Linked DNA regions of Mus musculus: regions 1 and 3 are each linked to region 2. Evidence: chromatin loops called from intact Hi-C (ENCODE). Cell type or tissue: heart. All regions are shown on one strand. Links, peaks and the distances in the headings refer to the core of each region. The heading gives the core; the rest is flanking DNA.

Region 1 (5,401 bases), core at 1,087-3,586, 360 kb before region 2:
CTTCTGGAGTGTCTGAAGACAGCTACAGTGTACTTACATATAATAAATGAGTAAATAAATATTTAAAAAAAATTTTTTTTAATAAGAAAAGGAAGGAATCTTCTGGCAGTGGTGGTGCATGCCTTTAATCCCAGTGTTTGGGAGGCAAAGGCAGGCACATCTCTGAGTTCGAGGCCAAGGCCAGCCTGGTTGATAGAGTGAGTTCCAGGACAGCCAGAGCTACAGAGAAACTGTCTCAAAAAGCAAAAACAAAACAAACAAACAAACAAACAAACAAACAATACAGGGTCTGCCTGGCGTGGTGGTGCATGCCTTTAATCCCAGCACTCTGGAGGCAGAGGCAGGCGGATTTCTGAGTTCCAGGCCAGCCTGGTCTACAAAGTGAGTTCCAGGACAGCCAGAGCTATACAGAGAAACCCAGTCTCGAAACAAACAAACAAACAAACAAATAAACAAACAAAAAACAAACAAACAGGGTCCACTGGAGAGATGGCTCAGTGGTTAAGAGCACTGACTGCTCTTCCAAAGGTCCTGAATTCAATTCCCAGCAACCACATGTTGACTCACAACCATCTCTAATGGGGTCTGATGCCCTCTTCTGGTCTGTCTGAAAATAGCTACAGTGTATTCATACACAAAATAAATAAATCTTAAAAAAACAAAAACAAAAACAAAAAACAAAAAACACGGTCTAACTGCATAGCCTTGGCTTCCCTGAAACTCTCCATGTGGAACAGGCCCCTTGAACTCATCAGAGTTCCCGCCTGTCTCTGCCTTTCAGGTGCTGAAATTCTATGTGCACCCCACACCTGGCTACTGTTTAACTCTGCCCTTTTATTGATTGATTGATTGATTGATTGGTTGATTTATAAGACAAGGTCTCTCAGGTTGGTCTCTAACTCACAGAGCTCTTCCTGCCCCTGCCTTCCTAATGCTGTGCCACCATGCCTGGCTTATTTTTTTTTATTTCTTATTTAGTCATTTTGCATTTTTGAGACAGATTCTCACATAGGCCAGGCTACCCTGGAGCTTGCTATGTAGCTGAGGCTGGGCTCGCACTTTTCATCCTCCTGCCTCTTCTTCTCAAGTGCTGGGATGACAGATGTGCACCAGCTCCTTCAGGCATGACTATCCTGTCTGCGCTGTTTGTTCTGAGATAGGTTCTTAAAATGTAGCCCAGGCTGGTATGGAACTTGATATGTAGACCAGGCTGGCCTTGAACTCACAGAGATTTGCCTGCCTCTGTCTCCCACAGTACTGGGATTAAAGGTCTGTGCCACCATGCCCGGCATTATTATTAAGTTGTGTTTCAAAGCGTGCTTCTGTGAAGGGTTTCTCCTAGGTGACCCATAGGAAGGTCCACCACAGGCCGGTTGAGCTCTGGTGCCTCCTATTGGCAAACCCTAACAGGAAGCTGGCCGCCAGGGATTCTGGGAGATGTAGTTTATCGTTGCATCCTGTGGCCCAGAGGAGACTAGCGGATCTGAAGCTGGGAGCCAATAGCTCTGAGCAGGCCATTAGGGACATTTTACTCTGGATCTAACAAGTCCCTATGCTGCTACCCAGTTGCATGGATCTGGACACACAGCTGCCCACTAACATTACTCCACACACGGGCACTTTTGAGTTTGTGCCTGGACAATTTTGCCCATCCAAGCTATATGGACTTGCAGATGTCTCCTTGCTGGACCAGGGACTTTGACTGTGACAGTGGACTCACTGTCTTGGCTTGCAGGTGATCCAGACACAGAGCACAGGTAGTGCAAGGGTCCTGTGGTGGTAGGTGGCTTTGGGTAGAGGTGCCCTTGTTCCTCACTCAGCCTTAGTTCTCACACATGAGCGTAACAACGTTAAGAGTGATTCTTGCTGGATTTCTGTCTGAGCGTTGGGCACCCAGCTTTGTGCGGCGCTTGAAAACAAATGCAAGCTCTCCAGGTCCGATTCCAACTTGTCCTCCTTAGGGAAGACGTCCACCATTGCTAGGAGGACAATTACAGGCTGGGCTCAGCTCTGGGGTTTACTTTTCTTAGGGACGGAAGAAAAGAGGGCCCCACTCTTTGAATTCCACGTAGTTCAGACCTCGAATCGCCTCTCCGGGATAGGCTGCTATGTTCACGGCAGCCGCCAGGTGGCGACAGAGACGCGCCCATCGACTCAGGCTGGGCGGGGCTGTACCTGCCTATGCGGAGAACTGCAGGGGAGACGCCCACAGACCCATTTAGGAGGAAGAATTCTGAGTTCTAAAAGGCAAAATATCCCAGGCCTGGTTGTGAAGGCCTTTAATCCTAAGGCTTAGGAGGCCGAGGCAGGCCGATCTCTATGAGTTTGAGGCCAGCCTGGTCTGCCTAGTAAGTTCCAAGACAGCCAGGGCTATGTAGGTATGTAAAGAGATTCTGTCTAGATGACCTGAGTTTAATCCTTGGTATGCACACGAAAAACTGGATTCAGGGCCATGCATCTGTAACCCCAGAACTCCTATAGCAAGACGAGAGAATGAGACAGGAGAATCTCCAGGAAACTGGCTCGCTGGCCAGCTAGCCTAGATAGGGGAAGAGTAGCAGCAGAGAAGAGATACAGGAAATGTTCCTGTGCTGGGTGTGTACACTGGCGATGTGGCACAAGCCTGTGACACAGGCTTATAGGAGGCAGGGGCCAGCAGTCTCTATGGGGCGCCAGGAGTCCAGCTTTTCTTTTCTTTTCTTTTTTTTTTTTTTTTTGGTTTTTCGAGACAGGGGTTCTCTATGTAGCCCTGGCTGTCCTGGAACTCACTTTGTAGACCAGGCTGGCCTCGAACTCAGAAATTCGCCTGCCTCTGCCTCCTGAGGCTGGGATTAAAGGCGTGCACCACCACGCCTGGCTTTTTAAAAAGATTTATTTATTGTTATATGTAATTACACTGTAGCTGTCTTCAAACATACCAGAAGAGAGCATCAGATCCCATTACAGATGGTTGTGAGCCACCATATGGTCGCTGGGAATTGAACTCAGGACCTTCGGAAAAACAGTCAATGCTCTTAACCACTGAGCCATCTCTCCAGCTCGAGTCCAGCTGAACACCTAAATCAAGCCCCCATGTTATATGTGTGTGTGTGTGATCATATATCATATAGCCTAGGCTACCCCTCAAACTCTGTAAGAAGGCGAAGATGACCCTGAACTCCTGTCACTTGCTTCTACCTTCTGAATATTGGAAGTAAAGGCCTGTCTTGCTTGGCCTTTACTTGCTATTGTTGTGACAGGGCCTCTCTGTGTAGTCCTTGCTGTCCTAGAGCTCCCTATGTAGACTAGGCTAACCTTGAACTTACAGAGATCAACCTCTCATTGCCTACCGAGGGCTGGGATTATAGGTATGTTACAGGCTGGCCTCAGACCCGTATCATGCCTTCTCCCTCAGCCTCCCCTTTTTTTATTTTTCCCAAAGATTTATTTATTTGTATTTATATGAGTACACTGTAGCTATCTTTCAGACACACACCAGAAGCATACATTGGATCTCATCACAGATAGTTGTGAGCCACCATGTGGTTGCTGGGAATTGAACTCAGGACCTCTGGAAGAGCAGTCAGTGCCCTTAACCATTGAGCCATCTCTCCAGCCCCTCCCTCAGCCTCCTAAGGACAGGGACCACACACTTTTCAGCTGATTCAGACCCCACCCGCATGGATTTTACCTCCAAATGTATCCCAAGACACCAACTCCGTTTTCCCTGCTTTGGTTTAAGAGACTCTGGGTTTACTCGAGTGCTGTGTGATTTCACAAAAGTTCGCAGCTTCTCTGGGCTCCCACGCACCACGTAGGCACAGAGAAGGGACTGTGGCTGCTTCGACTTGTAGGAGTTGGAAAATCTTGCTTTCCTGGATCTCACTGGATTTAGAAAACCAAAATTTGCAGAAGCCTTTCGCCTCTGTCCGGGTCAGAAGCAGCCGATTCTGATCTGCTGAATTCTCAGCGCCCTCTGCAATGGGAGACCAAGGGTGGAGGTAGACACCACACACAACTGGGGCCAGGGGTCAGAGAGAAACTCCCTGGTCTGCAGGCATCTTCTTCCCAGAACTCTGAAACAAACCAGTTTCCCCTGCAAGCTCCGCCCACGCTCCTGACCTCAGAGTCCGGAACTCTCCAGATTGGTCCATCTCTAGTCGTTCCTAACCACAACTAACACAAAGAAATTGGCAAGCTTTGCCACACCCACTTCGCCAGGCCACGCCCACGAGAATACTGGCTTCCACCACCACATCTGGCTTAGGAGACAGATGTGGGACATTGAACCCAGGTTCTTGGGCCTGCGAGCAAGCATTCCACTGACTGAGCTCCAGTCCCAACTGTTTGTTTTTCTGTTCTTGGGGTATCTATAACCCATACTGGCATGGTATAACTCATGGTAATCTTTCTGCCTCCACCTCTTAAATGCTTGGATTAGAGTGGGTGTCCCTGCAACAGTTTGATTATGTTATTAGACTTGGTCTACAGGGAGGCCTGAAGCCAGCTCCTACAGTGTGTGTGTGTGTGTGTGTGTGTGTGTGTGTGTGCGCGCGCGCGTGTGTGCCCACGCGGCGCACGCGCACACACGAACACACACACACACACACACACACATAGATACAAGGACGCAGGCCAGAGAAGTACACCCACTGAGCCTGGAGCTAGGTTGGTAGCCAGCTGGTCCTAGAGTTCTCCTGTCTCCACAGCAACCGTGGTTACAGATCCTGACTTCCCTCATGGATGCTGGGGATTTGAACTCAGTTCCTCATGCCTGTGTTTCAAGTATCTTACCCACTGAAACATCTCCCCAGCTTCTCCTGTGTCCTAATGACATGTCATATGGCTTTTCTTTTCACAGCTTGCCTATTTGAGACGATATTTTCCTTTTTTTTTTTTTTTTTTGTTTTTTTGTTTTTTGAGACAGGGTTTCTCTGTATAACCCTGGCTTGTCCTGGAGCTCACTTTGTAGACCAGGCTGGCCTCGAACTCAGAAATCTGCCTGCCTCTGCCTCCCAAGTGCTGGGATTAAAGGCGTGCGCCACCACCGCCTGGCGAGACGATAATTTCTAAAGGTACAAACAAAAATTTGGAGTCTGGTCGTGGCTGGTCATAGCTGAAATAATCCTGGCACTTGAGAGGAGGGGAAGGGTCAGGGTTTGGCGGTGTGAGGCAGTGTCCAATAAAGGAAAGCAGAGGGGACCTCCATGATGGCTCAGCAGGCAAAGGGGCGCGCTGCCAGGCCTGCCAACCTCAGTTTGACTCCCGAACCCTCAGAATGGAGAGAACTGATTCTCGAAAAATGTTCACTGATCTCTACATACGTTACCAAGGTGCACACACACACACACACACACACACACACACACGACTAATTGAAGCAGAACAGGATAGCAAATCAAAGACAGAGCTTGGTGGTGCT
Region 2 (5,401 bases), core at 2,801-5,300:
ACCGACCGACCAACCTCAAACTCAGAGATCCACCTGTTGAGGCAATCTTGTATCCCAGGCTAGCCTCAAACTCACCATGTAGACCTTGAACTTCTGATCCTCCTACTTGGCCCTCCTAAGTGCAAGGGATACAGGCATGGACCACAATGACCAGTGTATTCAGTGCTGAGGAGTGAACACAGGGTCTCATGAACGCTATCCAAGCACTCTATCAACTGACCTACGCTCTGAGCTCCCTTCTGTATAGTTTCTGGCAGGAATTTTTGTCAGGAAGAGACAGAGAGCCGCCGGCCCACGTAACCAATTTCTCTATGATGGGGGCAGTTCCAGCCACTACAGGAAATGTGGTGGCAAAGTGGTTACCAAGGAGCCCAGAGTCACCAGACACCATCACTAGCATCCACCATGGGTTCCCTTCTGTCTAGGTCCTGGTCAAGATCACTAGGAGGCGGGCTCTGGAGCTGGAAGCATCCGGTCAGTCTGATGAACTGAGCAGCTATGCAGGTGCTGTAGACGTGGCAAGACTGTGCAGAAATCAGGCCCCAGGAGTGAGCTCAGGCCTCACTCAATCTTGGTTTCTGAAACCGTGGAGAGAGAAGGACTCTCAGCCTGGCACACAAGGTAGTTTTCTGCCTCTCAGGTAAGCCCGGGCTCAAGGAAAGTGCAGACAACTGGGAAGGGACGCTGCAGAGATGGACACCGGCCTTAAATAGTTAACATCTGGAAGCTTAAAACCCACAGAGGCCAGATGAGGTTCGTGAAGATCAATATAAACAATAAAACAAACAGACAAAAAAAAAAAAAAAAAAACCACCACTGGGTGTGGGGTGTGGGGTGCGAGCCTAGAATCTAGCACAGCTGAGGAGGAGATGGGAGGGTCTGGGCGCATCCTCGGCTACATACTATTTCAAATTCAAGGCTAGCCTGGGCTATATGAGGCTTTATCTAAAAATTATAACAACAATAATAAATTTAAATATGTACTGGGGAGATCTACTTGGGGGGGTAAAGTATCTGCCATGAGGGCCTGAGTTCAGGTCCCCAGCACACATGTAAAACCCCCAGAGAGGAGAGAGCAGGACCGCTGGGGCTCCACGGCCAGGCAGCCTAGCCAAAACACTTTGAGTGCCAGGTTCAGTGAGAGGCCCCATCTCAGGAGTATAAGACAGAGTGGGACAGAGATGGATTCTAGGTGTCTGCCTCTGACCTCTATATGTGTGTACATGGACAAGTACACACATGTATGCACACAAGCATGCACCATACACACACACTGCATGCACACATGTATGCACCATATACATACACTGCATGCACACACTGCATGCACACACTGCATGCACACAAGCATGCATCTGTGCAAAGACGGGAAGAACCTTATCTGTCCCCGGTCCTGCTGTGTGGCAGTAGGCATCCCAGCCTTGGCAGTAGGACAAGGCGGGAACATCTGGGAGGATCAGGAAACAGAGATTGGACAGGAATGGGGTGTGGCTATAAGCCCCAAGGACCACCTTCCTGAAACTGACCTTCCTCTGTCTAGACGCCACTTCCCAAAGGCTGTACGGTGTCCTAAAACAGCCGCTAGAGACCAAGTGTGCAGACACACGCACACTTGTGGGGACACCTCGCATTCAAATTGTGACACTCGTCAACGCTCACCTGGCCCAGACACCTAATTTATCAGCAACCAGCTCTATGTTCTCCAGTGTAGGGTAGCATTCAGTCCCTCCTGGAGTCTATTCCTGGCATTGGCACCATTGGAGCAGCCTCTAAAGGCTTACGTGTTTACACTTGCCTGGCCTGCGTGATGGCCGCTTTGAATCCAGTTCCTCATGCTGTGGTGACCCTCAACCATGCAATTATTTCTGTTGCTACTTTAGAACTGTAATTTTGCTACTGCTATGAACTGTAATGGGACTATCTGAGACCTCTGTTGAAAGGCTTGCTAAATCTCAAAATAGTTTCAACCTACAGGTTGAGAACCACTACTCCAGAGTCATCTCAGAAGAGAGCATCCATGAGGAATTGCCTAGGACAGGTCGGCCTGCGGGTCGGTGTGCGACTTTAACTGGGCTGTGATGGAGGGACCCACCCACATTCCATGAGCTGAGCTCTGGGTTGGATCTTGAAGAGTGAGCTGGGCACTGTGCATATTCATTCATTCTCTCTGCTCTTGACTGTGGGTGTGATGTGGTCAGATGCTTCCAATTCCTGACGCCTTGGCTTCTCCACACTGCTGGACTGGAGCCCGGAACCCTGAGCCAAAGGCCCCCTTTCTCCCTTACGTTGCCCTTGTCAGGGTGTTTGATCCCAGCCACAGGAAGAAACCCAGCCGTCCTATGTTAGCTACTCAAGCAGGGTTCTTTCCGTATCAAAAACATTCTGCACTCAGCCTGTGTGCATGCACAGTGAATCCCGAGAAAACTGACTAGTGCACACAAACACTTATCGTCAAATGCCATGATGACAATATTCATAAAAATCAAAAATGGAATGGGGAGAGGTGGCTCAGTGGTTAGTCCGTGCTACTCTTGGAGAAGACCTGAGTTTGGGTCCCAGCACCCAAAGTCAGGTGACTCACAACCACCTGTCACTCTAGCTGCAGGGGATCCGATGCCCCCTGCTGGCCTCTCAGGTCATGGCACTCACATGTGTACGGATAGACAACATTTGAAACTTTTTTCTCTCTTTTTTAAAGCTTTATTTATTATGTATACAGCGTTCTGCCTGCATGTATGTCTACAGGCCAGAAGAGGGCACCGGATCTCATTAAAGATGGTTGTGAACCACCATGTGGTTGCTAGGATTTGAACTCAGGACCTCTGGAAGAGCAGTCAGTGCTCTTAACCACTGAGCCATCTCTCCAGCCCCATTTTAAACTTTCTAAGAATGTGTTTCACATTTACATGGACTCTGCCATCACACTGGGAGCACCTGCAGGACACCTGCTACCATTTCTTCGGGACGCATCCATGTGACTTAGTCAATCTGGGGCTATTGGAAATATGGACACCTCAGTAAAGTACCTGCCACACAAGCGTGAGAACCTGAGTTCAGACTCCAGCATTCCGTAAAAGCCAGGCCCAGGGCTGTATACCTGTGGCCCCAGCAGTAAGGAGGACAGAAAGGGGAGCCACCTCGAGTTCTCTGGCCAGCCAGTTTAGTGAGACAGTTGAGCACTAGTTTGAGTGAGAGAATCTGTTTCAAAATTAAGGTGGATGGGCCAGAAAGATGGCTCTGTGGGTAAAGGCTATCTACCCGAGTCTGAAACCCCAGGTCCCAGATGAGGACTCTCAATTTGTCCTCTGACCTTCAAGTGTGCTGCGGCATACATGTGCCTAAAGTCACACATAAATAAACACATATCAGAAACACACAACACACAAGACCAAAATTGTTTTTGTTTTTCTGTTTGTTTTGTTTTGGTATTTCACATTTTATATACGAAATGGATTCAGCCATAAAAAGAAAGCGCGCGTCCAGAGATGACCCGGTGTTAAGAGCACATGCTGTTCTTGCCGAGACTCCCAAGTCAGGAGGCCCACGAATGCCTCTACTTCCAGCTCCAGGGAATTTGACATCTTCTGGCCTCTGCAGACACTGCATTCGCATGCACAAACCCACACAGACACATACATATATGCATAATTAAAGCATTAAAATCATACTCTTTTACCAGAGTGTGGTTGCACACTTAGTCTCTGAACTTGGGAGGCAGGACGGACAGATATTTGAGTTCTGCGCCCCCCGGGGCTATTCAATGAGATGTCCTCTCTAAATAAATGAATAAGTAGATACCAGAAGGATGGTTCCATGGTTAACCCAAGACATTCAATTCAGATTCTCAGGTGGCTCACACCAGCCTGTAACTCCAGTTCCAGGGGATCTGGTGCCCTCTTCTGGCCTCTGAGGGTATTGCTGCACACACATGGTGAACGGACACACAGGCAGGCAAAATGATACACACAAAACCAAACCCTTGAAAACCTCACACTAAGTAAAGGAAGCCAGACACAAGGCCACATTCTGCACTGGTCCACAGATAAGAAATTTCCAGAAAAGGCAAATCCATAGAGAAAAGGGAGATGAGGCTGCCCAAGGTTGGGTGTAGGACGAGCAGGGCTGAGGTAAGGAGCGCCTTTGGGGGATATGGAAGGATTCTAAATCAGGTGATGTTGGGATGGCCACATGGGAAGACAGGGAGATCTCTCTCTCTTCTCTCTCTCTCACTCTCCCCACGCCCCCTCAGCTTTCCTGCGCTGTCTGGTTTGGCGCTGTCTTCCAGTTTAGTCTTCGAGATTCCATTTCTTCACTTTTCATTTAATCCTGTCCTGCTTTGCCATTTGTCCATGACAGCTGTCACTTCTGATAGGCACAGGGACATGAGTGTCCCTTCCTTAAAGTTAGTAAGAATACAAGCCTATCCCTTCCAACGATGTCCTAGGGTCCAAGTACATCCCTGCTACCCGAGAGAGGACTGACCGCAGGGCAGAAGCAATCTGTGCATCCAGTCTGGGCAGAGGCCAAAACCCGGCTCGAATGGAGACTGAATCTGGTCCAAGTTTTGGTCCAAAGTAGCTCGGGCTGGGGAACGGCTCGGCTGGGGTTGCTTACTGCAAAAGCGTGGGGATCTGAGGGCGACGCCCAGGGCCTGCGAGAAGGGCTCAGCTCGACCCTCGTCACCTGGAACCCCAGTGTGGTGTGGGTGGTGACGGGCTTGCTGAAGCCTGAAACAGTCCAGCAGTTTGTAACCAAGCAGCATGTAGCCAAGTGCGATGACCCGAGCGACTCTCCAAGTTGACCTGCACATGTGCAGGGTAGCCTGCATGTCTGCCTTACACACACACACACACACACACACACACACACACACACACACACACACACACACACCACAGTATCATAAAGAGCAGGCCACGGGATCAGACTGACATCACGTCTCAACAGTATAAAGTGGAAAGTTGATGAAGGTCCTGGGTTCAGTTCCCCAGCACCCACATGGACTTACACAAGCATCAGGCCTCCAAGGTCACTGTACACGCATGGTACACAGGCATACATGCACATGAAATCCACACACATCAAATCCTTAAAATTTAATTAAAGATGTATGTTCCATAGGGCTGGGGTATAGCTCACTGAAAACACGCCTGCTAAGTAGGTGCACGCCATGAGCTTGAATCTCAGCACCACAAAATGAAAACCCCACAATGCCTATGAAACTGTTTAGAAAAATTTATTTTGAACACATGAAAGGAAAATTTAGATACCCGCCTCCCCACCCCCCATAAGACACAGATCCTCTCCAAGGTGATGGGGAATCCCAACAGGTGTCCCTGAGCTGTGCCCAGTACTGCGTACGAGCTGGGTCTCACCCTCTGCACTCTGAGCTCATGGAGCT
Region 3 (5,401 bases), core at 1,087-3,586, 64 kb before region 2:
GTTCCATGTTTGTACAAACCGAAATATTTTCTTTTCCTTTTTTATTTAATTTACTTTTTTATTTATATAAGTACATTGTCACTGTCTTCAGACACATCAAAAGAGGGCATCAGATCCCTTTACAGATGGTTGTGAGCCACCATGTGGCTGTTGAGAATTGAACTCAGGACCTTTGGAAGAGCAGTCAGTGCTCTTAACCCCTGAGCCATCTCTCCAGCCCCTTTTCTTAATACAAAAATTATATGAGCTTGAATGTCCTCACTGCAAGCAAGGAATTCCTTTTCTGAAAGGCCTGAGTCCCATCTGTGCAATGTAAACCTGGAGAAAAGAGTGTTCCTATCTCCCTGTCACCTGGGGAGTTTAGCCCAGGCCCCTCATTCAGAGACGTAACCCCTGCTTGCCATGGGGAAGGGAAGCTTTTGGTTTAAGAGATAGGAGCCAGCTCAGGTGGGCACCTCAGTTACCAGGTGAGGTGAGAACCTGGGAGAAGGTGCCCCATGGCAGTGCAGGCCTTCCGAGGAGGAGGGCTCACCCTTTCTCCTGAGACCATGTGTGCCCTGCAGCATCTGAGAGGGATTCGTGATGCTTCTGTCTCCTGCTGGTTGCTCAGCAGTTTATTACCTAGGGTTGGCGCTCCAAGGTGCTTGGTGCTTCTGGGAAGAAAACGTTACTCTCTGCATTGGTGCAGAGAACTTTCTGTTTTGGTAGACTTTGTTATTAGTTTTGATGCCAACGTCTTTATGAAGAATTAGACCAAGACCACTGCTGCATTAGTTCTGTAAGAAGTCGATGGAATGTTCATTGTATTGTACCATCTCTGAAAACTGTCATTGTCGCCCGGCCCCAAATGTCACCTTTCAGAGGTCAATTAACAGAGAGCTATTTTCCTTCTTTCTGTGAGTTCTTTCTGGTTCTCTTTTTAGTTTCTGTGCATTAGATGTGTGATATAGAAACCCATCATTTGTGTTTTCTCTTCCTTCCTTTTTTGCATCTGCAGCTTCTGTTGTGTCTCCATCAACTTTGGAAGCAGATAGGACAAGAGCACTTTTGCATTATTCAGGAGGGCCGGTGAAATCTGAGAGGAATTGACTGACCATAGGGTTCCACGTTTGAGCATTGTTGCCGGACTGCAAACATCAAGTTGGAGAAGTCATTTGACAAACACGTTTTTTCTCCCTTTCTATGTGTGCCTTCTGGTGCTTTTAGAACTTTTATGCATTTGTTGTATGATCTGGCAAAGCCACTGTTTTTGTCTTCTTTCTTTTAAAAGAGGTGGTAGACACTTCTTATACTTAAATGTTTGATGGAAACTTCTAGCACTTCAGTTAAACAGAGCGTGACACATTTTTTTTCCTCTCTCTTTCATCTGTTAGAATCTGCCTTTTATCTAAAAGCACCAAGCTGGGAGAGGTCTGGGTAAATGGATATAACCCCTCAAGCCATTCCTGGAGGTTCAAAGTGAGGAAAATCACGAAGGTTACTGTTGCTCTCAGCTCGGTACCCACAAGCTGCTGAAACGAGGAGGAGACTTGTGCGACGATCCCTGGAAGCCTAAGAGTTCTGGGCGGCCCCTCCCCAAAGATGAAAGGAAGACCACAGGGACCAGCCCAGTGGCACGCATGCTGCGCGTGCGCACTTCTGTTTGTGTGCATGCTCGCGCAAGCGCACGTCCGCTGCGCTGGCCTGGCTTCCTGCGGTCTGTGTCTCTACGCTCGCAGCTTTGACTTGCGCGAGCTGGAGTCGCGAGCCTGCGGGCCGAGGCCGGTGCGTCCGGGTCGGCAGCAGGCGAACGCAGCTTTGCAGGCCGGGGAGGCCGAGGGCCGGGCTGACGGGGGCAGCGAGACCCGGGCCCGGCGCGGCCTCCTAGGTGAGGCCTGAGGGTGCAGATCGCGGCCGTGAGAGGGAGGCTGGGTCCGTCTGATGGCTTGCAGGGGGGCCTGAGACCGCTTGCCGAGGCCTGAGCGATCAGCGCCTGCGCGATGCCTCGGCCCCCTCCTGTCCTCAGCGTGCGGGATCCGGGACGGTAGCAGTGGTCGTGTTGATGGCTTTGGGCTGTCTAGATGGCCCGAGGATGAGGCGTGTGGGCATAGGAGCGGTCAGTTCAGTGACCTGAGCTGTAGAGGCGCTGTCCAAACTCCTACCTCACTTGACATCCCTGCCTCCCAGGGCTTCTAAGTCTCATGATGTTACTGGGCGCCATCGGCACCCTTGCTGTGCCTGTTAGTTTTCCCGATCCTCTCCCTGCAGCATCCTGTGGTCTAGTTCAGGAAAAGTTTGTGTTTGCGTCTGTTCATAGGGGAAGACTGTGGGTCTGCGATAGTGGTGACATAACCGAGGTCACGCAGAGGGTTTGTTAGTGGGAGTGCTAAGTCCCGGGCCGACGGCGTTCCTTTTGTCATATTAAAGTCGTGGTCACAGTATCACGTAATTGTATATAAATACAGTTCCCACCAGGTTAACTTTTGTTTTCAGAGCAGCTTGTGAGTATTCTTTTGTATCCCTTAGTAAATGGCAGTTATTTAACTAGCATTTCTTGTTCATTTCTTGTTAATTCACCTCGTCAGCTGCACTCATTCATTCCCCCCAAGTCCCAACGCACAGTTGCAATTCTCCAGTCCTTTCTGACAGCCAGTGAGACCACCATCCCTCCGGTTTTCTTCTGGGAATGTTCCAGGAGGTTTGTGTGCAGGATTCCCCTCTTTCCACGCCCACTCATAATGACGTTGTTTTTCCTTCCCCAGACCCGGCTGCATTAGTCCTTCTACAGACTTTTCCTACTGCAGCGGAAGATGAATACATCCTTAGTAAGTCTGGCTTTGTTTCCGTTGTCTAGTTTGGTTTACTACACTCGAAGAGGCAAAGGAGAGATCAGACTTTAAAGGGGAAAATAGATAAAACAGAAAGAGATAAAAGAACCAGACAAAACAGTAGTGGACAGTAGTAAGCATTGGTTGAGTGCATATCTGTAGGTGGCATAGCCCCTACCAAGTCCTCAGGATGCTGTAGTTGACACCTTGACTATATTTAGAGATGAGCCTATGGACGTGCCTGTCGGGATTGTCTTGATCACATTCATTGATGTAAGAAAACCCATTTTGTTCTGGACAAGACCATTCTCTGGGCATCCTGGACAGCATAAACTGGAGAAAGAGACTTGAGTACCAGCAAACATGTCTTCCTCCCTCTCTTGTTTCCTGATTGTGGATTTGATGTGGCTCCTGCTGCCTTGGCTTATGACGGGCTGTACTCTTTGATCTCCAGTGGTATTCTAACACAGGCATACACACACACTCACGTCCTATTGACCTGTCTGTCTCTAGCAGTCTCTGTGGATTCCTCTGTCTGTTTCTGTGCTGTTTGTCTTGCTGCCCTGTCCCTGGATTTAGAATTTCTCCTGCTCCCATGTGGATCTTTTGCCCTACTTACCTCTGGCCCTCCTGGCTTTCCCCAGCGGCTCTGTGTTGGTTTACCTGTGGGTCAGCCAGCGCCTGCTGAGCATCTCTGGAGTATGTCCAGACAACGCGTAACGGACCCATGCATCCGAGTGGTCTGTTCGCCTGTTGTTGTACCGTCCCCACCTAACGGACCCCATGCATCTGAGTGGTCTCTCCGCCTGTCGTTATACCGTCTCCTGTTCTTCCCTTTTGTTGTTCCACTGCCCTGCCTGGAACTCTCTGAGGATGCAATGCGTTCAGATCCATTTTCCACCACCAAAGAATTCACTTTTCTCTTACGGTCTGTGTAGTTTCTCTTTGTTTGGTTTGTTTCAATTTCTTCGTTTTTGCGTCATTGCTTGGTTCAAAAAGGGTATGTAGCTCAGGCTGTCCTGGAACTCTTCAGCCAGGGTTAAAGGTATATGCCACCATCCCTGGCCCTGGTGATGACTTTCAATGACCACGACGTTCAGTGGCAGACCCATTTGATTTTTTTTTCTACCCTCAAATACCCTTTCTTCCCCTTGGCTAGAGTTACTTGTTAATTAGGAGTCATTTATTTGCTGGCAGATGCCATTGTGCTCTCCTAGGCATTGGCATTCACCAAAGAGTTGAGTCTTCCTTCCCAGCGGCTCAGTCAGGTTCCCTTAGTGGGAGAGTCCCAAATAGAGACACACAGATTGGGGAAGAAGACAGTGCTAAGTTTATCCTCAGTGTGCTCTCAGTAAAGATCTGGGCCCTGGGTGCTTTTAATATGAGAGAAGTTCATCTACTTGAAGACAGATTCTGTCAGCTCATAGTCACGTAGCCATAGATCTGTGGTCTTGTCTGATCTTACTGTTTGGGTTTGGTTTTTTTTTTGTTTTTGTTTTTGCTTTTGTTTGTTTAAATTATTTGTGGGTGTCACATGCCATGTTGGGTGTGTGTGGAGGTCAAAAGCCAAGGTTTAGGGAGTCAGGTTGTAGGGATTGAACTCAAGTTACCAGGTTTGGTGGCAAGCACCTTCGCCTGCTGAGCCATCTCGCTGGCCCCCATGTTTTCCTTTATAAGGCGCTGGCATTTACATTTCTTTTCCAGAGCAATGATTTCATGTTTTTCTCTCCTGAAAACAGCTCACAGGTCACAGGCTTGAAGCATCTTTGTCATATGGTTAATGTATATTTATCATAGTATACACTCGTGTGTATATATATATATATATATATATATATATATATATATACTAACTGATAACGTAGGTACCACAGGAATCTACTTCATTGTGCTAAGTGCCTCCCACAGAGTCTGTGGTGCCTGCCGGTGTTGGCAGGAAGCAGTTGTTGGGCTGATGTGTTTGTGAGTGAAACAGTTTATGCAAAAGCTAAGCACTGAAAGGTAGTTTGAGGATCTGGGGCATGGCTCAGTGGTTAAAGTGTCTGCCCCACAAATGTGTAGACTGACGTTCAGATTTTCAGAAACCCATAAGAAATGCCAGGTGGTTGTGTCAGCCTGCCTGTAGTGACAGCCATGGAAGGAGACAGCAAGGGGATTGTGAGAGCAAGTTGGCTAGGAAGGTGACCCTAGCCGTGTCACCACATTCTGGGGTGGATTGAGAGGCTGTGCAGTGCAAAATGTTGAAGCATGGGGCGTGTATGTCTAGAGTGCAGGGACTCGGACGAGCAGTAATAACTTGGGAAGTGTTGGTACATGGAGGGCAATTAAACTGTCCATGAATCCAGGAAGGCTCTCCATCAAAGCAGTCAGTGCTCTGGGCACCTGGGTACACGAGGAAGAGCCAGGGAAGTAAGTAAGGGGTGGGGGCACCCACTTTGTTCCTATACGGGAGACAAGATGGAGGGTGTTCGGAAGAGCGCCCCTTGGGCCTGGGCACCTAAGTGGTGGGAACTTCTGTTGATTTTGCATTCCAAGCCTGCTGCTGCTGCCACTGCTCCTCCTCTTCCTCCTCCTCCTCCTCCTCCCCCTCCTCC

Evidence for each region. Peaks named below come from ENCODE experiments on the same cell type or tissue, not always from the same donor. Only the 100,000 strongest peaks of a DNase experiment are listed, where the experiment ranks them.
Region 1: it touches region 2 in a loop (2.9-fold over the local background); 4 of 42 quality-filtered maps call a loop at or near these places.
Region 3: a loop joins it to region 2, with 2.2 times the contacts of the local background. A loop is called at or near these places in 7 of 42 quality-filtered maps.

What each region holds. Positions count from the first base shown.
Region 1 is chr5:142,934,380-142,939,780 of GRCm38, forward strand. No RefSeq gene overlaps it. Among named protein-coding and RNA genes, the nearest start is that of Fscn1, 23 kb to the right of the region's middle. In heart, for the core only: CTCF peaks have their summits at 1,396 (motif pointing left) and 2,125 (motif pointing right); DNase peaks (open chromatin) are centred at 1,432 and 2,132; H3K4me3 peaks cover 1,077 bases; H3K27ac peaks cover 1,177 bases.
Region 2 is chr5:143,295,990-143,301,390 of GRCm38, forward strand. It overlaps E130309D02Rik (RIKEN cDNA E130309D02 gene), which reads right to left. Exons shown (of 6, transcript NM_172726.4): 6 at 5,083-5,401. It overlaps Gm52794 (a long non-coding RNA gene), which reads left to right and starts at 46. Exons shown (of 2, transcript XR_003955829.1): 1 at 46-640; 2 at 1,975-3,379. In heart, for the core only: a CTCF peak has its summit at 3,906 (motif pointing left); no DNase peak of the experiment used is centred there.
Region 3 is chr5:143,233,513-143,238,913 of GRCm38, forward strand. Zfp12 (zinc finger protein 12) reads left to right here and starts at 1,651. Exons shown (of 5, transcript NM_001289589.1): 1 at 1,651-1,867; 2 at 2,742-2,804. The coding sequence starts at 2,790. 4930448H16Rik (RIKEN cDNA 4930448H16 gene) reads left to right here. Exons shown (of 5, transcript NR_040700.1): 5 at 998-1,236. Gm38735 (a long non-coding RNA gene) reads right to left here and starts at 1,018. Exons shown (of 3, transcript XR_868668.3): 1 at 622-1,018. In heart, for the core only: a CTCF peak has its summit at 2,118; a DNase peak (open chromatin) is centred at 1,649; H3K4me3 peaks cover 1,742 bases; H3K27ac peaks cover 1,352 bases.